Regions from separate parts of the Homo sapiens genome. Here regions 2 and 3 are each linked to region 1. Evidence: chromatin loops called from intact Hi-C (ENCODE). Cell type or tissue: Calu3. All regions are shown on one strand. Region 1 has its middle 81 kb from the start of IQCM. Region 2 overlaps IQCM (IQ motif containing M). Region 3 overlaps IQCM (IQ motif containing M).

Region 1 (8,000 bases):
TCTCAGTAAAACCTAACTCTCCCACATACAAAAAAACCTACATACTCATTTTGGTTAATAAACACCATTCTCCCAGTAACCTAGACACAACACCTCTTCCCTTTACTCAACCAGCCAGTTGTCTAGTCCTGTTGATTCTAGCTCAGCCCTGTCAATCAACCATCCCAATCTTTCTTTTCTCACTGCTACTATTACGTTCATGCCTCTATCATCTCTTTGCTTGATTATTGCAATGGTCTCCGTGTCTACAGAATGTCCCCACTCTCAGCCATTCTATCTATACATTGGTTTAATTTAATCTTAAGTAGATCTGTGTCCATGTCACTTGTCTGATAAAAAAGTCTATAATTCTCCATTTTCAATAGAAATCTAAATTCCTGGCCAGGCAGAGTGGCTTATGCCTGTGATCCCAGCACTTTGGGAGTCCAAGGCGGGTGGATCACCTGAGGTCAGGAGTTCAAGACCAGCCTGGCTAACATGGCGAAACCCTGTCTCTGCTAAAAATACAAAAATTAGCCAGGCGTGGTGGTGGGTGCCTGTAATCCCAGCTACTCAGAGGCTGAGGCAGGAGAATCACTTGGACCCAGGAAGCAGAGGTCACAGTGAGCCAAGATCGTGCCAGTGCACTCCAGCCTGGGCAACAGAGCAAGACTGTCTCAAAAAAAAAAAAAAAAAAAAATCTAAATTCCTTAGCCTGACACTCAGATCTTTTCATGGTTTGGACCAATCTTACCTTTCCAGCCCTGGCTCTCATTAGGTTTCCTTTGTTAAACTTTGTTACATCACATTCATTGAACCAATAACTATTTCTTATAAGAATTCCTGTTTCCATGTTTGTGTCTGCTCTTAACTTCTAACTTGGCAAGTCCTTCTTTCCTCCTCTTTCTCTGCCCACCCAAATTGTATCCATTCCTTAAGGGTCAAATACCACCTCCACCATGAAGCAGTCAGAAGCTGACTATCTGTCTCTAAATGTTTGTAGGATTGTATCGGATTATCCAACACCACGTTGATCAATTTCTAGCTTGTTTCATAGTTATTAGCAAACACAACTTATCCTTCCTGCTGGCCTATAAACTCCTCAAAATGAAAGACTAGCATTGGTGGTAGACAGAAGTTAGATACTACCTTCCATCTGGAGAATCCAGGAACAAAAATAAGCAAGAAGTAGCCTTTAAACTGAGCCTTAAAAATGAGGAAATTTTGAATGTAAGAAAACTGAAAAGATCTGTTCAAGAGAAGGGAGGGTCTCTGGGCCAGGTACGATGGTTCACACCTGTAATCCCAGCACGTTGGGACGCCAAAGTGGGCGGCTCACTAGAGTCCAGGAGTTCGTTCAAGACCAGCCTGGCCAACATGGTGAAACCCCATCTCTACTAAAAATACAAAAAAAATAAAATTAGCCAGGTGTGGTGGCACGCACCTGTAATCCCAGCTACTCAGGAGGCTGAGGCAGGATAATCCCGGCTACTCAGGAGGCTGAGGCAGCTACCCGGGAGGTGGACGTTGCAGTAAGCTGAAATGTCACCACTGCACTCCAGCCTGGGTGACAGAGCAAGACCCTGTCTCATAAAAAAAAGAAAAAAAAGTAAAATTTGCTTTTAAATTAAATTTTTTTAAAAACAGAGAGAAGGGAGGATCCTGGCGTAAGGCTAACTTTTAAATTGTATTTATAAGGAAAACAGAGTTATCCAGTTTGGGTTGAGCTCAGAGTGTCTGAAAATTTGCTTTTTTGCTTTCCAAATTATAGGTAAAGTATCATCAGAATAACTTTCTTTGAGTATAGATTTTTAACTCACAAAGCTCCTAATAAGCACATAACTTAGATACGCACCCCAGAGGAACCACACTTTGGCTAGTGATCTACAGAATATGTTATACTTCTTGCACTTTTCCAGGTTAGCCAGGGGAAGGAAAGGAAGGGAGTTAGAATGTTCAGCACCTCTTGGCAATGTTGCCCAGTGACCTGGCAGCCAAAGCATTACTGCAGCCCACTAGAGGAAACACTGGGCACAGAATAATAAACTTACCTGTGAGAATATTCAAAAAGATCCAAGTTGGCCTTAACCTATATCTTAAAATTATTCTATTATTAAGTTTATACAGCAGGATATGAATTCAATTCTTATCCTGACACATATTTTCCTGTAAGTCGTCTTTGGTTGCATTAAGAATACAAAGAAACTCTGAAATATTTTTAAAATATCTACCAAGCTTGAAAAGTATGTATGCTTCTGTCTACTGCATACATCCCTGTTCCTTCTTTTATTTTGAAGAAAATGAATAGAGAATAATAATTTTCTAACCACTTAGAAAATTCTTTTGAGAAAATGTACTGATATCTTCATTCAAGAAGTAGTTATTGCTTATTTCTGTTCTGACAGGCACTTTTTTAGCACTGAAAATGCAGCAGTGAGTCAAACAGACAAAATGTGTTGTCTTCGTAGGGCTTACATTTTGGCAGAGGGAGACAAACAGTAAACAAAATCAATATGTAAGTTATGTAGTTATTAGAAGGTGGGAAGTGCTATGGAAAAAAATTGAGAGGAAAGGGGAGTGGGAATGCTGGGGACAGAGGACGGTGGGGGTGAAGGGAGTAGCAACTGCATATAGAAGATCAGGGAAGTCTTCACAGAGAAAGCGACATTAGAACAAAAAGATTTGGAAGCATTAAGAAAGTTAGTCACATGATTATCAGGGGAAAAGCATTCCAGGCATAGGGAACAGCCACTGTAAAAGTCCTGAGGTGGGAACAGGTCTGGCATCATCAAGGAAGAACAAGGAGGTCACTCTGATGGGTGCTGCCATGGGAATTTGAGGCAATAGAAAGAGATGCTCATGGTATAATATAGGAAGTTACCCCAGACATGAGAATATGTAGCTTAGATACATGGAGTCAGCTTCATAAAGAAGGAAAGATGTTACCTAAAATGAAACTTTAATGTTCCTGCTGGAAAAGCCATGGTAATTTAGGAGTAAGGCAACAACCTTGGGGGATGGTGGCCCAGCAGTGGGCGAATGGAGGCGCTATATATATATATATACACACACACACACACACACACACACACACACACACACACATATATACACACGCACATATATATACATATATATACACATATATACATATATAAATATATATATACACACATATATATACATATATATACACATATATACATATATATACTCACACACTTTAAGTTATAGGGTACATGTGCACAACGTGCAGGTTTGTTACATATGTATACATGTGCCATGTTGGTGTGCCGCACCCATTAACTCGTCATTTACATTAGGCCAACATCATCCTGATACCAAAGCCTCGCAGAGACACAACAAAAAAAGAGAATTTTAGACCAATATCCCTGATGAACATCGGTGCAAAAATCCTCAATAAAATACTGACCAACCGAATCCAGCAGCACATCAAAAAGCTTATCCACCATGATCAAGTTGGCTTCATCCCTGGGATGCAAGGCTGGTTCAACATACACAAATCAATAAACGTAATCCATCCTATAAACAGAACCAAAGACAAAAAACCACATGATTATCTCAATAGATGCAGAAAAGGCCTTCAACAAAATTCAACAGCCCTTCATGCTAAAAACTCTCAATAAACTAGGTATTGATGGGACATATCTCAAAACAATAAGAGCTATTTATGACAAACCCACAGCCAATATCATACTGAATGGGCAAAAACTGGAAGCATTCCCTTTGAAAACTGGCACAAGACAGGGATGCCCTCTCTCACCACTCCTATTCAACATAGTGTTGGAAGTTCTAGCCAGGGCAATCAGGCAGGAGAAATAAATAAAGGGTATTCAACTAAGAATGGAGGCTTTGACTCCTACAACTGGAGAGGCCTCCCACTCTCCCACACTGGTTTCTGCCTCCACCCTGTGGGCTGCATGCAAATGACACAAACCCAGACAAAAAGGAGTTTTGGAAGAGTGTTAGCATTAACATGTGATCTCATGCTTCATCTTTGGCATAGCTGATTCTGTTTTTTCTGATAGTTTAATCTTTCCCCAAAATTTTGCAGAGGGACAGAAAGACAATTTGGCGTGGATGTGTATCTGCTTCCTATAGTATATATTCCCAGAAATGCAGAGGGGAGAGGGATATTGCAGTAAAAAATGGTTGTTATGGTCTAAATGTGTGTGTCTCCCCAAAATTCATATGCTGAAATCCTAACCCCCAAAGTGATGATATTAGGAGGCGGGGCCTCTGGGTGGTGATGAGGTCATGAGGGCAGAGCCTTACACAAGAGGCCCAAGGGAGCTCCCTCACTCCTAATGATGTGTGAGGGACAGGTGAGGACACGGCAAGAAGGTGTTGTCTATGAGCCAGAAAGTAGGCTCTCACCAGACACTGAAGCTGCTGGCACTTTGATCTTGGACTCCAGAACAGAGAGAAATAAATTTCTGTTGTTTATAACCTACTTGATTTATCATACACTGTTATGGTAGTCCAAATGGACTAAGACAGTGGTATCTAGTTAATGTAGAAATTTGGGGGATTTTAGGGGAGTACTGTACCTGACTCAACCAAAATCTACTAACAGATTTTCTTCATTCTAAATGAAATCTTAATTTAACAATTGTCCCTACAATCGATTGCCTTATTAAATGGTATTCTAGTATGTTATGCTAAACAAACAATAAATCATAAATTTAAATATCATATCTTAACCCCACTATAAGCACTGAACTCAGATATTTCTAAGACAAAGAACAAAGATTGAATTATTGAATACCATTACTATGTGTTAAAGATGAGCTCTCTAAAGCCCATTAAAACGTGTGTGCTTGAATCCTCCTTTATTTCAAAAAGTTGGAAAACAAAGAATGAAAAACTTTGCCTCACTAAAAATATCTGTGCCAAACTGCAAATATGTATGAGGAAGTTGTCACTTAATAATAGCCAGGCAAACTCTTTCAAAATACCTGAAACCAATATAACAATAATTATTATTCACTTAAAAGCTCTGAGCTTAGCATGATTTCTATATTTGTGTGAGCTTTAGGTTATCATATTTGATTCTGTCTCATTTCACAGCAAAGCAATGTCATATATAATGATATTATTGACCTCAGAAAAACAACTACCTGTTATAACAGGATATCTTAATCCTGCTAAATTAGTGGTTTGTCACTAATTTGCTCCAGCACTAATTTTATCAAGGTGCAAACACCATGCATAGCAATCCACCTGCATTTACTGGTATTAAAATCTAGGCCTTTTCTTCAACAACACTGCCACCTTCTGCTTAGTATAGACTTTCACTTTATTTCTATGCCTTCAAGAGTTGTGAGATTCACTTTGAAATAATATATACTTAAAAGTTAGAAGGGACCATGAGAATGTCTAATCAGGTCCCCACATTCTATAGATGAGGAAACTGAGGCCCAAAGGGATTAAGTCACTTACCCAATGTCCTACATTCATTTTCTCCAGATTAAATCTCACAGTTATTAATTCTCCCTAGTTCTCTTCCCACTGACATATTTATTATTAAACTGTATAGAGAAGTTACATCAAGACATTGATTATAATAATCTAGAAGCATGGAATCTTAGACTATGTTTTATACTTTTTGTTTATTTGCATTATATAAATTTTTTATCATAAGCAAAAAATATATTTTTTCAATTTTAAAAGATTTGTATTTGTTCAATGTGTAGCCTTAAATAGAAAAATTATTCTAGATCAGAAAAGCAGACAACTAAAATTTTTTCTTTTAATCTCCTCCATTTTCTTCTGAATTATGAAAATGTCTATCAAATCAGGCACAATACCAATGCTAATGGGTAGGTTTTAGAAAAATAAGATGCAAGAATGTAGCATGCAAACTTAGAAGTAGCCAACAAGAATTGTGTTGTAAAGCTTTATATGTTTAGCAAATCCTATAGATATATTTTAAAGTAGGCGATTTTAAACAATAAACTCGCGTTTAGCAGGGTTTTTTGAAAAGGTTTTCTGCCAACTTAAATGCCTCATTTGTTTAGGTTGGGTGTAGATTCTATCAGCATTTCTAGTATAAACCATGCTTAGTGGAGAGTTACTATCTTTCTAACATAATACATATTTGTCAATATTTTGTTACAGATTTTTTTGTCTATGTCACAAGGGATATTGATCTGTAGTTTTATTTTACTGTGATAACTCGTTTTAATATTAGAGTAATGTTGGCCTCATAAAATTAGTTTGGCCTCACATTTTCTGGAAGAGGTTTTTATAAAGCCAGAAATATTTCTTTCTTATATGTTTTATAGAATTCACTAGTAAAACTATGGTTTCCTTTGAGGTAAGGTTTCTATTTATGAATTCAAGTTATTTAGTAGAGATAGATCTATTCTCATTTTTTATTTATATTTTAGTTCATTTTGTTAATTGGTATTTTTCAAGGATTTGTCCATTTAATCCAAGTTGTCACATTTATTGGCACAAAGATGTTCATAAATATTTTCTGTTGTCTTCTCAAATTCTGTAGGATCTGTAGTGATATCCCCTCTTTCAATCATTGGTGATTTGTCTCTCTTTTTCTTGATTAGTCTGATGAGAGGTTTATCAACATTTTTTGTACTTTCCAAGAAGTAGCTTTTGGTTGTATTGATTTTATCTAATGTTTCTCTAATTTTTATGTTGTTAATTTCTGCTCTTTATTGTTTCTTTCCTCCTACTTACTTTGGGTTCTTTTTCTAGTTTCTTATGATGAAAGCCAAGATCATTATATTTAAATCGCTTTTCTAACATAAGCATTTAAAGATATGAATGGATTTCTATACCCTGCTTTAGCTGCATTTCACAAATTTTTATATATTTTATTTTCATTAATATTCAGTTCTATTTTCTAATTTCTCTTGTCATTTCTTCTTTGACCCATCAGTTTTTTTACAGTGTGTTGTTAAATTTCCAAACATTTCAGAATTCTCTAGATTATTATGTTATTGATAACTTATTTAATTCAGTTGTGGTCACAGAACAAATTCTGCATAATTTCAATCCTTTAAACCTAGTTGAAAATTGTTTTATAGTTCAGCATATGGTCTATCTTAGAGAATGTTCCAAGTACACTTGAAAAGAATTCACATTCTCCCATTGTTTAAATGAGTATTCTATTAATGACACATAGATCAAGTTGGTTTAAATAGTTTTTTATGTCTACCAACTCAATATTCAAAGTATACATTTACTTTGTAGTTTAAAGTTTATTTCAATAATTTTTAGATCACTGTACTCACCCTGGAGTGATATCAAACCAGAGTTTAATATCATTGCCTAAGCAATTAATCAGTTTGAAAGCTAGAGACCACATGATTTCCTAAGTTATTCTAAAATTTTATAATTAGGCACAAATTTGAAATGTAAATTAGAACTCTTCATTGAAGGGTCAATGGAATTTTGTTCTAAAATATAAGATTAGTGAAATAAAAGGTAAAATTAAGAGTTATTCATACTTTTACAAAGTAGAATAAAATTTAACTTGTAAAATTGTCAATGCATTTAGCCTTCTAGGTTTAATTCTAATTAACCTACATTATATGAAAAAAAATTAAAGTTCTTTGTCCTAAAGCTGGTGGGTTATTATGATGCTTTGCTTCCATTTTCTTAAAACTGGTTGGTCTGTAACTTCTTGATTTATGCTGTGGTTCTTGCATACTGTACTTCATAAAATATAGAATATAAATAAAGGTTAGAAATTAGAGATTTCTATTATTTCTGTTAATTAACCTTAATTTAACAGAACCTTCTGTTCAATTTAACCTTTGGGGGCTGCATGCATATGTACATATGTGTGTAATACTTGAGAAAGACTTCAAGATTTTCCCTGGGAATATATGCAGAGTTCTGAGATAGTACAGATACTGATCTGGGTATCCCACTGGAAGAATAGCTTACCTTCATTTGTCAGTCGTAGGATAATATGCTATACTCCACCACCCAACCCATTCTACTAATCAGCAATTGTGGCAAGAGCACCTAGA
Region 2 (8,000 bases), 150 kb before region 1:
TAGCAGAACAGTAATAACCTCAGCTCTATGTGCGGCACTATATGTTAGGATTGCTTGTATTTGCTGCCAAGTCTAGATTAACTCTAAAAGAAATATAATGTGTAATTAATAATAATGTATGGTATACCTGAAAGTTGCTGAGAGAAATCTTAAGTAGTCTCATCACACCAGAAAAAAAGCTAACTATGTGAAGTAATGGATATTATAATTAGCTCGATAGAGGTAATAATTTTACAATGTGTATACATGTTAACACGCACATTGCACACCTTTATATTTAATTTTTATTTGTGAATTGTACCTCAATAAAGCTAGAAGATTATACAGTGTGAACTGAATATGTAATTTACATGTAATTTAAATTTTTCTGGTAGACATACTAAAAAAGGTGAAATTAATTTGTGTAACATAATTTTTATAGAATATTTTATTTAAATAAAATACATCTAAATATTACCACTTCAACATTAATCAATATTTAAAATGAATTAGATATTTTACATTCTTTTTTGTTCTATCTTCGAAACTCTATATGTATTTTGTTTGTACTTACATACATCACAACTCACATGCTAAATTTTTATCAGAACTACTTAATCTGTATTTACATTTTATAAAATCATCACTTGAAAAAATAGATTTATATGCCCAAATTTGTTCCAAACATGCTTAAAGGTTTTCCAATAACTGAATTATCAGTTTTTAAGTTTAAATTAAAATTCATTAAATTTAAATTAAATATTCAGTTCCTTAGTTTCACCAGCCACATTTCAAGGACTGAATAGCCCACATGTGACAAGTGGATACCATATGGGACAGCACAATAAGTTAAAAAGATCTCTCAAAAGTTGGTTATTTTTAAATAAAGGGAATGGAATAAATCCTTTCAAGATGTGCCAATAAGTGTAGTGCTCTGAGGGTCACTAATTAATAGAAAAGAGTGGTTAAAACAGTTGGAGTGTTATGACTTGTACTATGTTAGGTAAGCACAGATACTCACATTTTGCTTTTTCAGGCATAGCCTCTTCAGTAGTCATGAGGGGCAGTTAGAATGATCTTCTTTTTTAAAGTGTGAGCTCCAAGTCCTTAAACACAGTTACATTAAGTAATTCAGTGATGATAAATATTTATTTTTAGCTATTTCTTTTGCTCACTCATAGGTAAATAGGGTGAATGATTAAAACTTTTTATATGTCATTTCTGTGCTCTATAACCTTCAATGCCTTCCCCTCCAAAACACAGTAACAATAGCTAGCATTGGGTAGGGCTCTGCAGTTTATCGAGTACTCATATACACATTGCCTTACTGGGTCTAGGCAACCTGATAAGAACTATTATTATGAATATTTGGCAGATGTGGAAATTGGAGCTTAGAGAAGTAAAATAGCTTGTCAAGGTAAGAAGCTATGTAGTGGCATGTGCAAAACTCAAAAGATGTTTGGGCTCAAGACCCTATGCAGGTCTCTCCGATTTCCTACTACTTTCTACTACTTGCTTTCTTACTACTTTCAACTAATATCCAGTTAATACCTGGCACATACCTTATACACTCCTGCCTTCAGCTTAGGTTTATGCCAGCCTTCCACTCAGAATGCCTTGACCTCTCATCTATATTTATTTATATCCTACCTGCCCTCAAAGCCTAGGTTCAAATCCTACCTCTTCCATGACCACCCAGCCTCTTTTCCTGTGATCTGTTCCTCTCTTAAATACAGTAGTTATGTTGTCCATGCCTCTCCCTAGAAACTTAACATAAGCTGTCTGTGTAAGGGGCTAAAAACACAGAGTGATCGATATATACTATATATCTATATTCCCAATTTTAGTCCTATACATTCCCAGTTAGACTCCAAATGCCTTGAAAACAAAACTATACTTTATACCAGTAGTTCTCAATGCTGGATGAATATCAGAATCACCTAAGGAGTTTTTAAATATATGTCTAGAGTGGGACCTAGGCATCTGGCATTTTTGAAAGTTTCCCAGAATATTTAAATGTTCAGTTAGAGGAATGAAGTCTGCCTTGTGCCTCATCCTTCATGGTTCCCAGCTCAGTGCATTGCATTCTAGAGGTGCTCAACAAAGGGCTGATTAATGGGTTCATTAGCTGAGCCCTTCTACATTTGACATTATCATTACTTCAAAAGCATTATCCAAAATGCATCAAATGTTACCTCTATATCCAAGGAGTCAGTTACACCAGTGCATACTACTACATGCTCAAATGGCTTTACAATTAGAAATGGGAATATTAAATGCTTTAGCAGAGTTCCATGGAGACCCTTGTTCTAAGATTCTATGTATAATTGTTCAGTTGGCAGACTCGACTAACAAACTATGAGTTCAGAATTCAAAACCTATTAAATAATTTGGTAATTATTTCAGTAAATCTGTAAGCCAGCTTTGCCCTATGAAAGTCAGGACCCTGTAGCCTCATGCTCTTAGATAAAAGGCTACAACACTTTTCCTCAGCTTCTACCCAGAGCGGGGAAAATACCATTGCAGGTACAGTTTTAAAATAGCAAATCTGGAACATCCAAAAATGATTAATTCTCAAATTGTCAGCATCATCTCATGGGCTAGAGCACAGAACATGTACCTTGTCTGCCTAGTTCTGCAAATGAACTGGGATAAATTAAAATACTGCATCTCCCTCAGCAATTAACAATCAGAACTCATCTTCTGGCCTGGTTTAACTACACTGTCTTCTTTAAGTATAAGAAGGAAATAAAAATGTTTTGTGCTCCATCATTTTCTTGTTTTAATTTCCACAGAAATGGACTCTTCTCTGGGTCTGTTGGCTCCTCCACCTTAATTCAGTGTGCCAGGAGTGTCAGCCTGCATTAAATTGGCTGGAAAGCAAGACATCCCACTGTCCTTTTAATGCAAAAAACTAGCCAAGCATCCTAAGGGGTGCTGGCATGGTAATGTCCCTGCAAACTTGAGGTGATGAGGGAGGACTCTGAGACAGGAGCTGGGGGTGTAGAACGGCCAGGAAGGATGGAATTGCTTAGAGATGGGCACAATGACACAAAATATCAGCAAATGGGGCCCCTCTCCACTTTAAGTCTCCAGCAGACAGTTACGAGATGCTGAGTCCTTCCTAATGCATCCATCAATTAATAAAAGCATATTTAGTGCCTGAGCTGTGCAAAGGACTTGCCATTTATTTCAGAAAAAAAAGCCAAAAACATAAATCAAATTTTAAATAAAGATGCAAACAACATGCAAAAAGTATGCCAGATGTCATAAGGAAATCTGTGAGCTTTGTGAAATAAGTGATATAAATCCGTGAGTACTATGAGTTCAAATGAAGACAACATCACCGAGGCCTGAGAAGGTGACATAAAAGAGAGTTCAAGAAGAACTGAGCTACTTACACCTGGAAGGGTGAGCACAGGGTTAATCAGAACCAAATGCTGGCCAGTACACCCCTGTGGTACTGAATACCAGTCCTGAGTGGATCAGAATGCCTAACTTAAGAGCAGAGAAGACAGAGAGGTGAGAGAAATAGTACAAGCAAAGGCATGGAGGTGAGAATACTCGTAGTCTGGGGGACATCAAGTTGTGTGTCTGTTTGATTTTAGCAGAGGGCTACATTTTATGCTGCTGAAATGGTCAAAGAACTATTGAAAGTTTTTGAACAGGGCATTGACATAACCAACGTTCTAGAATGTAACTTCCATAAAGGCAAAGATTCTGTTTTCCTCTCTGCAACAAGCCTTGAACAAGGCTTGGTATTTGGAAGGATCTCAAAAAGCATTTGCTATTTGTATAATCAGTAATTATGGCAACAGCATACTGGACAAGGATGACCTACCTTCTCACATTTCCTTCAGCACATTTGTGAAAAAGTCCTCTCACCCTTTCTTTTACAGTAGATGCAACTTAAGGCTCTCTGAAACGGTTACAGGAATGCTAAGGATTTCTAATTCCATTTCTACATGGATGAAAGACAAACAGAAGTAGAAACTATTTCCCTACCTTATCTTCTTAGCTTGACATTCCTAAAGTAGATGACTGATAAGACTTTAAGGCTGGGTGCAGTGGCTCATTACTAAAATCCCAGAACTTTGGGAAGCTGAGGCAGAACAATTGCTTGAGCCCAGGTGTTCAACACAAGTCTGGGCAACATGGTCAAACCCCTTCTCAACAAAGAATACAAAAATTAGCTGGGTGGGGTGCATTCATATAGTCCCAGCTACTCTACTGGAGGCTGAGGTGGGAGGATCAGTTGAGCCTGGGAGGTCAAGGCTGCAGTGAGCCGTGATCGTGCCACTGCATTCCAGCCTGGGCAACAGAGTGAGACCCTGTCTCAAAGAAAAGAAAAAGACAAGACAAGCCAAGGCTTTATCATGGCTCTTATAATTCAGTATTCTTTTGGCAAAAAAAAAAAAAAGCCTTATCGTAATTAGCAGGATGCAGGGAAACAAGCCATGCTCCAGGGATCTGGAAAGGTAGTTTCAGCAGTTGATATTATGGCAAATGGAAGTCCTCATTTACTACCCCAAACTTTCTCCCCACTGTCCCTCCACCTCAATCCTCCTAACCCTGAATCATACTTTCACCCTTCCCCATTTCTCTGTCTTAGAAATTGTACCTATATCTACCTAGTTGCTCAAGCCATAAATCTTTTATTTCTCCTATATTTTTGTCTACCACATCCAATTCATCAAGTCTTCTAGGTTTTTAACTTAAAAATACATCTGCTTCTCCCCATCTTAATCTCCCAGCCACAATCATTTCATTCTGGGACTGCTGAAATAGCTTCTTAACTGCTCTCCCAATTTCCTCTCTTTCTCTGCCAATTCATTCTCCACACAGCAGGAGTGATCTTAATTGTGTATCAGATCATATTATTTCCCTTCCATGGTTTCTGAACTTCATTTAAAATAAAACGTAATCTCTTGCCCTGAGCTCTTCTCTCTTATGCAACTGAGTATATATGGGTGATAAGCATAGTACTGCCATTCCACAACTCCACACAGAACTGAGCCAGAAGGCTTGGTTTGACTTCTCTTGGACTTAGTTTTCTCATTTACAAGGTAAAATTTTTGGGCAAGAAGATCTCTAAGACCCCATCAGTTTCTAAAACACTATTATTCCATTGCTTTTGTGTACTATGCTAAAAAATAGTTGGCTCCAAATCCAAGAAATCAACTGCATGGGCAAGAGTTCGTGCCTCCCTCCTGACCTTCTCTACTTCACTCTGCGCTCTGTAACTCTGGAGAAGAAAACCAAAAAAAAGGAGTCTAGACCAGGCCACTTCTGGTCATGTCCCTAGTTGCAGGCCTCATCAGGTGTCTCTCAAGCCTAGGCCACTAGGACCTCCCTCCCAGCTTTTGTCCTAGTCACCCTTCTCTGATAAGTATAAGCCCCCTTCCACTTTTCCTCTACTAAGTCAACAAGGACCTTTAGGTTATTTTCTGGATTTTCTTTCTAACTGACTTCTGTCAAGTCTCCTGGTGTCTCTGACCAAATCATCAGATCTGCTAGCACCAAACAATAGGAATAAGAAAAGAGAAAGGAGAGCAGGTAAAGAAAACCAAACAGAACAAGTTCCAATGAGGGCCAATATAACAGGACAAATATTAGGCATCTAAAATGTGCAAAGGTATACAGTCATTGCTCTGTATATGAAGGATCGATTCCAAGACCCCTGTAGATGTCAAAATCTGCAGATGCTCAAGTCCCTTATGTAAAATGCCATAGTATTTGCATATAACCTATGCACACCCTCCCATATAGTTTAAATCATCTCTAGATTATTTATAATGCCTAATGCAATGTAAATGCTATGCAAGTAGTTCTAACACCATATTGTTTAGGAAATAATGACAAGAAAAAAGTCTGCACATTCAGTACAGACACAATTGTCCATTTTTAAAAAATATTTTCAATCCATGTTTAGTTGAATCTACATATGTGGAATCCACGGATACAGAGGTCCAACTACAGTAGATGATAGGAGAACAAGAAATTTATAATTACATAATTAAACTATAATCCAAACTTGTGAGAGGGCCATAAAATGAGTTGGAAAGAAGATACTCTATGAATTTATGATTAATATCAGGCTAGCTAGGAACGCAGGGACCACATGGAACAGTGGCAAGCCCATGAAATCATACTCCTTTCCTGATGCAGAAACCTTCCTCTAAATTTCTAATTAATTCAGGTTAATATATTACCCAGAACCAGGAAGTGGGAAGGAAATAATATAAATGAATCATTAGGATATCACTTTAGCTAACACAAAGCTCAGAGTCTAGGAGCACTGTGATGAGAGCAAACTTGGATTTCAATCCTGATTCTGCCATTGCCAAAGTGATCTGAAGCAAACCAATTAACCTCTCTGAATCCTACCTCGTCTAGAAGCAAAAGATTTAAAATAGACCCATAATATTAAAAATAGCAGCTTCAACTTATGTTTAAAGAAACTCTGTCTCAGAAGTCAATGAGAATAACAGGTGGAAAGCCTGGCTGCTCTGACTGAAGAGGATCTCATGGGCTTTCCCTGAACTGCCCATCACTCCCGACTACCTCCCACCCACCTTCAACCCCAGCACTCCAAGTTCAGAGGCACACCATCAATGACTTCAAAGGTACCTTCTGGATATAAGTTTTCACTATTTCATAAAATAGATATTATGTTCTATTCTTTTATGGGCATGCATGGACACTTACATTAATTAAGATATCTCAAATATTCCCAGCTTACATGAAATATTTAAATCTTTAAATCACAAAAAAGCAGTTATTAATACATTTCAGTTCTCAACTCATTAAAAAGGAGATGTTAAACTGAGAACACTCTCCCATTATACTTTAAAATTCTTACTTTTTTTGGCTAAAATACACTCTTTTTTTCACCTTTTGACTCTCTTAATGGGTAAAACCAACTATTCTGAGCCATATTCAACAAGCTATGGAGTTTTTCTGTGATCTTATTTTAGGATTTTGATACTGTTATGTATAAAATATGATTTGGCAATACATGGACATGTACATTGAAGGTCACTGAAGATCAAAGCTTACCAACAGATGATGGGCTGGGGTTGGTGAGACAAGACTATCATTCATAGTGGTTAGGTGGAGTAACTTGGGGGTAAAAAGGAAATGATCAATGTTAGATAGACCCATACTTGAGTAGAGATCAACTACTAGAATAAATCGAAATACTGAATTTTAGTCCATGTATCATCCACAATTATAAGCACAAATGTACCTTATAATATAAAGAACTTTTACAAATCAATGAAAAATACAGGCAGTTGAATATAAAAATAGGCAACAAAATGGGAAAGAAGCATGTGAAAAGACATTCATTCAAAACTCATTCATCACCCAGGAAACACAAATAAAACCACGACCATCACACTCCCAAAAGAATGGCTTCTTTAAAAATACCAAATGTTGAGACAGATATAGAACTACTGAAATATTCACACACTGCCTGTTGCAGTGTTAGTTGGTAGTCTTCAGGAAACCATTTGGTATTATCTTTAAAAATTGAATCCGTACCTAACCATGACCCATCCCTCAGACTCCCAACAGAAAGGCTTATAATGTATACCAAAAGGCACATATAAGAATGATCATAGCAGTGCTATTTGTAACAGCTAAAAACTAGAAGCAACCCAAATGTCCACTGACAGTAGAATACACAATTTGCATTTTATTTATACAATGGAATATTTCACATCAGTGAAAATAAACTGGTATATTCAAAGACATAGTATATTCTCACATATATTATTTTGAAAGAAGCCAGCATAATCAGGACACGGTCTATGTTTTTAATAATATAAAGTTCAAAAACAGGCCAAACTTACTAATGACAATAGGAAACAGGATAATAGAGAACTGTGAGGAAAGAGTGCAGGGTCTGAGGTGGGGGGCACAAGGAGGGCCTCTGGAATACCTTCCAGGGGGTAGGCATTTCTTTATCAGAGGGTGATTATAGAGATGTGTACACTTCGTCAATATTCATTGAGCTA
Region 3 (8,000 bases), 250 kb before region 1:
GGAGAGCAGGGCCCTGAAATACTAACCTGGACAGAAAGCATCACGTGGCTTTACCATCAGCTTAAACTCTCCACTATCAGGGTTTAGTTTTGCCTGCTTCTAAGTCCTAAACTGGCAAAAAGTTTTGCCTGCTTCTAAGTCCTAAACTGGCAAAACTAAACTCAGATCAGCATTTACTTCTAGAGGTAGAGAGTGGAGCAAGGGTAAATTGAGAAGGAGCCAAAGGGAACTTTCTAACGTGACGTCTACTTGCCAAAACTGACTGAAAGGCACGTTTGAGATCTGGTCATTCACTGAATATAAATTATATTTCAATCAAAAAATGAAGACAGGGATTGGGGCAGGGGCTCACGCCTATAATACCAGCACTTTGGGAGGCCAAGACAGGAGGATCGCTTGAGCCCACTGGTTTGTGACCAGCCTGGGCAACACAGGGAGACCTGTCTCTACAAAAAATTTAAAAATTAGCTGCACATGGTGGCACGCAGCTGTGGTCCCATCTACTCAGGAGGCTGAGGTGGGAGGATTACTTGAGCCCGGGAGATCGAGGCTGCAGTGAGCTATGATCGTGCCGCTGCACTCCAGCCTGGAAAACAGAGTGAGATCCTGTCTTAAAAAAAAAAAAAAAAGAAGAAGAAGAAGAAGGAGAAGGAGAAGAAGAAGACAAGTTAAATATTCTTATCTTATCTTCTATTAGTACCTCCACATAAGCAATTTATATTATTCATGTTATGGTGCCAAATCAAATTTGAGTCATATTCCTGAAAGGTTAAAAGCTCCTACCAAGTATTTTAAAGATACTTTCTTAATTTAAAGTTCATCTTTAGGCCAGGTGCAGTGGCTCATGCCTATAATCCCAGCACTTTGGGAGGCTGAGGTGGGTAGAACACTTGATCCCAGGAGTTTGAGACCAGCCTGGGAAATATGGCAAAACTCTAGCTCTACAAAAAAATTAAAAATAAAAAAATTAGCCAGGCATAGTGGCATGCATCTGTAGTCCCAGCTACTTGGAAGGCTGAAGTGGGAGGATCCCTCGAGACAGCGAGGTGGAGGTTGCATTGAGCCAGACCACACCACTGCACTCCAGCCTAGGTGACAGAATGAGACAACTACATCTTTAAAATAAAATATTTGCAAAATAAATGAGAGCATTTCAAAATCTAAAGTAGCCAACTCAATTTTCTGAAATTAAGCTCTTTTTCTTTCACTAGCACATGCAATAAGTTTAAAAATTATTTCTTGAATGTTGCCTTCAGGTGGATTTCAAAGTATACTGAGAATCAAAATTCTTGTGGTTATTTTAAATTGGCTTTAGAATTTTAGAAAATTGTTTTAATTTAAAAAATGTGTGGGTACATAGTAGGCATATATATTTATGGAGTGCTTGAGATATTTTGGTATAGGCATGTAACACATAATAATCACATCATGGAAAATTGGATATTAATCCCCTCAAGCATGTATCCTTTGTGTTACAAACAATCCAGTTATACTCTATTAGTTACTTTAAAATGCAGAACAATATTGTATTAAATTATTCAAAAATTCAAGTATTAACACTTTATTCTAAACACAGTAATCAATAAAGTTTAATGCTTCACAATTTATAAATTAACCTCTACATATACAATCTCACCTGGTCCTCATATTCACCATGAGAAGTAGATGAAAGTGGTTTCCTCTACCATTTTAGAAAAAGGCAAAGCTATCATCTTCTCTTCTCTTAATATTCTTCCTTATCTTGCTTGAAAATTATCTTTTCTTTAAAACTGTCTTCCTTCTGGACTGCTTAAATTCTAACCACATTTTGCATTTCTATATCATCTTTAAGGCTTTTCCCATAGTTAACATCTTCAGTTTTTCTAAAGAAGTTATCCTTTTTATCCAACGTTGTGTTTGTGTGATTTTTTTTCTCTTATTTTGAGGCCAATCTTTTGATACAAAGACAATTTAATGGAGTCGAGAATATATTAAAAGTTTTTTAACAACCGGATAACATCCCTGATCCACCTTTCAGAAAATGTCCACCTTTCAGCCAGGCGCAGTGGCTCACATCTATATAATCCCAGCACTTTAGGGGGCCGAGGCCAGTGGATCATCTAAGGTCAGGAGTTCAAGACCAGTCTGGTCAACATGGTAAAACCCTGTCCACACCAAAAATACAAAAATTAGCCGAGCGTGGTGTTGCACACCTGTAGTCCCAGATACTCAGGAGGCTGAGGCAGGAGAATCACTTGAACCAAGGAGGAAGAGGTTGCAGTGAGCTATCATGCCACTGCACTCCAGCCTGGGTGACAGAGTGAGACTCTTGTTTCAAAAAAAAGTGTTCTCATTTTAATTGATGCTCAAATATTAAACTAACTATGAGAAAACAAAACAACAGAAAAATAGAAAAGAATTATAACAAAAAGGTAAAACAATTATGTTATTTAGCCAGTTTATTTAATGTTTTTCTCTACATCTATTTATTAATTCTGATTGAAATTACTTTTAAAAGACCCAGGATATTACAATCACCCACAAAATCCTTCCCTATATTTAATTATGTACTTTCAGAAACACTGAAAATGAAGAAAAATTATAAATACCATTTTAAAAATTAATGTCCTACAAATTAATTGAAGAAAAACACTTTCATTCATATACAATTAGATGAAAATGATTTGGGGCAATTAAAGATCATGAAAAACATAAGCAAAAATATTTTTTAAAGTTTGTGTGTTTTCTCTTTTTGTAAATGGGATGTAAATGTTCTCATTTTTTAAACACAATAAAAGAAAAATGCATCAGTCACTTAAATGTTTTTTCAATATATTTCCCAACCATATTTTCCTCTACAGAGGATTTCAACAAAATATTATTATATCAGAAAATGAAAAATTTAGAACATTAAAATTATCCTTATTTCCATGGTTTGGTTTCTTTCCTATTCCTTAAGTCAGATAAAGCTTACAACGTGTTATATAGCATGACTGTAATTTACTAGGGTCATCAATTATTAACTCCAATTTTTAAAACATATGCCAGAGAAACTACCTTGGGGATAAAAAAAGATCATTAATCTGTTTGGGAAATTGCCTTTTTAAAAAGGCAAATTAAGGGGTAAGATCTTGATTTTGTATTCTAAAAATTAGTTCAACAATTTCACTGTAGATAAATTAACCAACATTAATACCTTGTCTATCTGTGGACAAAGTTAAATCCTCAGTGTGTATACTCAAGAAGAAATAGTCCAGACAGTGAACGAGGGGGAAAAGAATCAGAAAATGCTTGCACGGAGAGTTGCTTTATAGGGCTGATAGTTTAACTAATTAATATGACATTTAATAAATGGCACTTTGAAGAACTGCTAAGCTTCAGTAAACTTTCAAGCCAAACCAACTTTGCTTATTATTTTAAAACAATAGAATTATAGTATATTTTGCCAGCATAATTTTACTACCTCATGTTTAAAAGATTCATATATATGAAATGCTTGAAAGAAACATTGCATATATATAGCCACTGTATTTCCCAGTGGACACAGCTTAGCACAAACTGATAAAAATGAGAGGTCGTAAAATAAATCTATTTTCATACCCATTGGTGTGTAATTGAATAGATTCTTCGAATAGTTGCTATAAATTAATTCCAACTTTAAGGCAATGAAATATTTTACCTCTTGCAAAGTAACCAGGAATGACAAAAAGTATTTTCCTCCTTCAGCAAATAAGAGATATTCTGTGATCCCAACTGTTATTGCCTTCATATATCTAAACTATAAACTCATCTATGGACTACACAGGAAAATTTGGAGCTCCTTCAAAGCTCAGCCATCCAAAGACAACAGAGATCCTCATTGGTTTAAAGTACGTTTTAGAACACTAGAATACTGTTCCAGTACATTAAATTTGAGAATGACTTTCGTTTCGCTATGAGTTAGAACATAATAATGAATAATTCTCCTTAGATTTGGGATAGATTCAAAATTATATTTAGGGACACAAACAAGTCTACTGGTTCATAAAATTTGTATCACTCTTTGCCATATGTATTCTAGAGAGAAAACGTACATTACTTTTTTTAAAAAAATTGTAATAACTGGTGGTTACTTAGCAGAACTCATACACAATATAGTACCTGCCCTAGAGTGGTTTACATTCTAAGACATTTATATTCAATAAGAATCAGTAGCCTACAGATCAGTACTGACCTTTTTTAAATTTTTTAAATTTTTTCCTTTTTTTAACTTAAAAAAAAATCAAAACATTATTTACCGCAGTTACATTCAACCAAACAAGCAATACTTAACCAGACATAGGAACAACAACATAGCATGGTTTTCTTTGGGCCAAACTAATTGTAACGCCTAGTATTTCAGTTTAACACATGGAGTTATTGTCTACAACCTCAGCAGGTATTTATTTCATATTTATTAGATGCAGATAAACACTGAATACCTACTTTGTGTCAGGCATGTACCAAGTGTTGACAATGCAAGATGAACAAGAAGAAGCCCCAGGCTTTAAAAAGTATACCATCTAATGGGGAAAAGTAAATTTTAAAAATTCACTATCACTTTGTGCTAAGTGTTATCATAGATGTATGTTATGGAGGCTTGCTCAAAGACAAAGCAACTCTACCAGAGGAAGTCTAGGGATAGCTCCACAGGTGATAAGACATTTAAGCTGGACATTAAAGGTTGGTGAGTAGGTCCACCAGGGAGTGAAAGAGATTCTGTTTCTCAGAATACAGCAACAATAAAAATGAGATCAGGCTCTGAGACTTATGTTATCAGGGTACTCAAATCCTTTTTAGAGATCTCTATGGCTTAAGTACCGAGCACTGTTTATCCAAACAGGAGGGTGTAAGTGAGAAAACCCAGTCAAAACCCAGAAGTTGCCAATGGTATCCAGAGAGGCTTGTCAGTCAGGACAAGCCTTGGCAGTTAGGAGCTTGTAAAAAACAAGTAATTGTTTAATACTGTGGCCTTTTCCTAGATGCTATAACTAGAAACTTCAAATAAATCTCTCCAGTGGGTTACACTTTAGATTCTTGCTTTAATTCCTGGGTTTACAGACTCCGCCTTCTTACTCTTAATGTATTTCTGATCATAATTTTATATTAACTGATGAAATATCAAGGCCTTACTCTTCACATTTAATGGACTTTTTAGTGATAAAGTGGTCTAAATGGATACATGGTGACCAAACATCCAGTTTGCCCAAGACTGCCTTGGTATTAGCATTGAAAATCATGCTCCAAGAAACAGCTCGGTTTAAGGCAAACTGGGCCAGTTGGTCACCCTAAAATTTCCTATTCCCAAAGCGTCTAGCAAAATAGATGCTCAGCATCTCCTTTTCTAGTAAATTAGGTTTTTTTAAAATCTACTATTGTAAAATATAACACAGAGAAAAGCATTTAAATATATACCTACAGCTTTTGATAGTGGGCCACTTAGCAGAAACAATATAGATGCTACCACCCTAGAATCCTTCCTTCCCAAAGTACTTTTCCTCCCCCAAGAGCTAACGACTTTCCTAACTTTTCTTGTAAATATTTGCCTTCTTAAAAGAAATAAACTTGCCAATGGTGTTAAACTATAAATCTTAGCTTTAACTTTTTATTTGAATTTGATCTACCAAAATACTTTTATGTTTTGCTTTTATTGATAAACATTGTTTATAAAACTGATTCCTGTTGTTGCATGCAAATGTAGATTGTCTACTTTCTTGTTATATACTCTTATCTTGAATGCATTTTCCGCAATTTATATATCTATTGAACTGTTGGTGACATTTGAATTGTTACCAGTTTGAGGTTATTACAGAGTATGCTGCTGTGAACATTCCTGTATGTTCATCCTGGGGTACAAATGCAAGAGGTTCTCTAGGGCTGTGTTAGTGTGGTCCACGGATTAGCAGAACCTTCAACATGTGGGAGCTTGATAGAAATGCAGATGCTCAGGCCTCATTCCAGACCTACTGAATAAGAATTTCCATTTTAACAACACTCATTTGCATGTTAAAGTCTGTGTGAATAGTACGCAGAGAGAAATAAGAGAAGCACTTCTCCAGAATATAACCTAAAGAGTGCAATCACTGGAATTAAATTTTACTTGGCACCAGAAGTATACCAGCCTTCTGTATCCTCACCTACACTTTGCACTGCCAGTCTTTTAGATCTATAACTATCTGGTGGTTATAGACTGGACTCTCCTAGATTTGCTTTGCATATTCTTAATCACTGATGAGTTCGAGCATCTTTCTATAAGTTTATAAAGGATTTGGATTTCTTCATTTTAAAACTCCTTTTCTAGTCCTCAGTCCAGTTTTCTGTTGGGTTCCTCCTCATTTACTCTTTAGTTTCCAGAAATGTCTTATACATGTAGGTTTTTAAAAATTGTTGGTTATATGTATTACAATTTTTTGCAAGCCAGAGTAGCTATGATTTCACTCCTTTATTTGATGAACAGAAGTTCTTAATTTTAATGTAACTTAATCAGTTTTTTAATTGATGTTGTGATTATGCATCTTCTTTAAGAAATCCTGTCCTACTGCAAAATCAGTGTATTTTCCTATATTGTCTGCAGAAGTTAAAAGATTCACATTTTTAACTTTTTAATTGAAATTTCATGCAGAAAATTGAACATAAGAATTCAACTTAATGAATTTTCACAATGTCTTGGTTAATAGTGCTTAGATTAAGAACCAGAACATTTCAAGCAATCCAGGAGCCCCTCTGATGCTCCCCTTAAATCAGTACTACCCAAGAGTAAGGTGATGTGAGACAGCTGTCCAATTTCACCTTTTTCTATGATGATAATTTCTCTATCGTGTATTGAAAAATCCCTTCTTTTTCCATTCATATGTAGCACTGCCTTTTTAGTATATCAAATGTGCATATGGGGTGTAGATCCCTTGGCAAACTCATAGCCCCAGACTGACCTGGAGATTACTTTCCCAAGGCCCTTGCAGTAAAGACATCACACTCCAGACCTCCTGCCAACAGTGGCACCCAACTCCCTCTCCTCACCTATCCCCTCCCAGAGGTTTGTCTTCCATTACCCTCCTGATGTGGACACCAGGCATTCCAGGCCTCCCACCCACAGTAGCATCCCTACTTCCTCTGCACACCTGCATGCCTGTGTACCTGCCCCTGGCTGAGACCTGCTTGCAACCCAGAGGAATACTTCCTGCTTATACAGTGCCTGTGGATTGGCTCAGGCACACAGTGAACTTTTCTGCCATCCAGTGGTCTGCAACTATACCTTCTCTAATGAAGTCTGAATCCCAGCCTTGGGGGAGAAGGGGTCTAAGTTTTCCCATCCCTAGGTACTCTCTGTCAGCCTTAGGGAACCCTGTAGAGTTCTCTTAAATCTAATAGTTATTCTTTTATCGAGGCTTAATAATTCTTTATATTATACTTCCCCTTAATTAAATCACTCTATTGTTTATGTCTCTTGATTAGACCTAGATTAATATGAATCTTTTCTATTTCTGAAATATAAACTTTTAATATCCTCTGAAATATGAGATTAGAGTTATTTATTCTTTGAATGCATCATGGATTCTTGAGGTTTTTTTTTAAGTCAGTTGGGTACAGCATATTTTTCCAGAATATTTTTATTATGTCTAAATTTTCAAAAGTATTGGTATAACATCTCTCTCTTTTCTGTTAGTCTATTATATCTATAATATCACCTTTTACATTCTTAATATTGATAAAAGGACAAAAAAGATATGTAAGCAGTAATCAAAAGAAAGTTGACAAACTTTTTACTTCAACTTTTCTATATCCTATGTTTTAAACATGTCTTTTATATTTGATCATTGATTTCCATACGCTGAAGTTCTTTGACTTTCAACTGGTATATTTCGTTCATTTATGTTCAATTAATAACTTTTTTAGGCCAGGTGCAGTGGCTCACGCCTGTAATCCCAGCGCTTTGGGAGGCTGAGGCAGGCAGATCACCTGAGGTCAGCAGTTCAAGACCAGTTTGGCCAACATGGTGAAACCCC

What was found. Peaks named below come from ENCODE experiments on the same cell type or tissue, not always from the same donor. Only the 100,000 strongest peaks of a DNase experiment are listed, where the experiment ranks them.
Region 2: it touches region 1 in a loop (2.5-fold over the local background); 2 of 110 quality-filtered maps call a loop at or near these places.
Region 3: a loop joins it to region 1, with 2.9 times the contacts of the local background. A loop is called at or near these places in 4 of 110 quality-filtered maps.

The regions. Positions count from the first base shown.
Region 1 is chr4:149,892,722-149,900,721 of GRCh38, forward strand. No RefSeq gene overlaps it. Among named protein-coding and RNA genes, the nearest start is that of IQCM, 81 kb to the left of the region's middle. In Calu3, no CTCF peak of the experiment used is centred here; a DNase peak (open chromatin) is centred at 3,900.
Region 2 is chr4:149,741,655-149,749,654 of GRCh38, forward strand. It overlaps IQCM (IQ motif containing M), which reads right to left. Exons shown (of 14, transcript NM_001363507.2): 3 at 1,001-1,085. The coding sequence starts at 1,037. Among named protein-coding and RNA genes, the nearest start is that of IQCM, 70 kb to the right of the region's middle. In Calu3, no CTCF peak of the experiment used is centred here; no DNase peak of the experiment used is centred here.
Region 3 is chr4:149,638,813-149,646,812 of GRCh38, forward strand. The region is part of intron 7 of IQCM (IQ motif containing M); the gene reads right to left. Among named protein-coding and RNA genes, the nearest start is that of IQCM, 170 kb to the right of the region's middle. In Calu3, no CTCF peak of the experiment used is centred here; no DNase peak of the experiment used is centred here.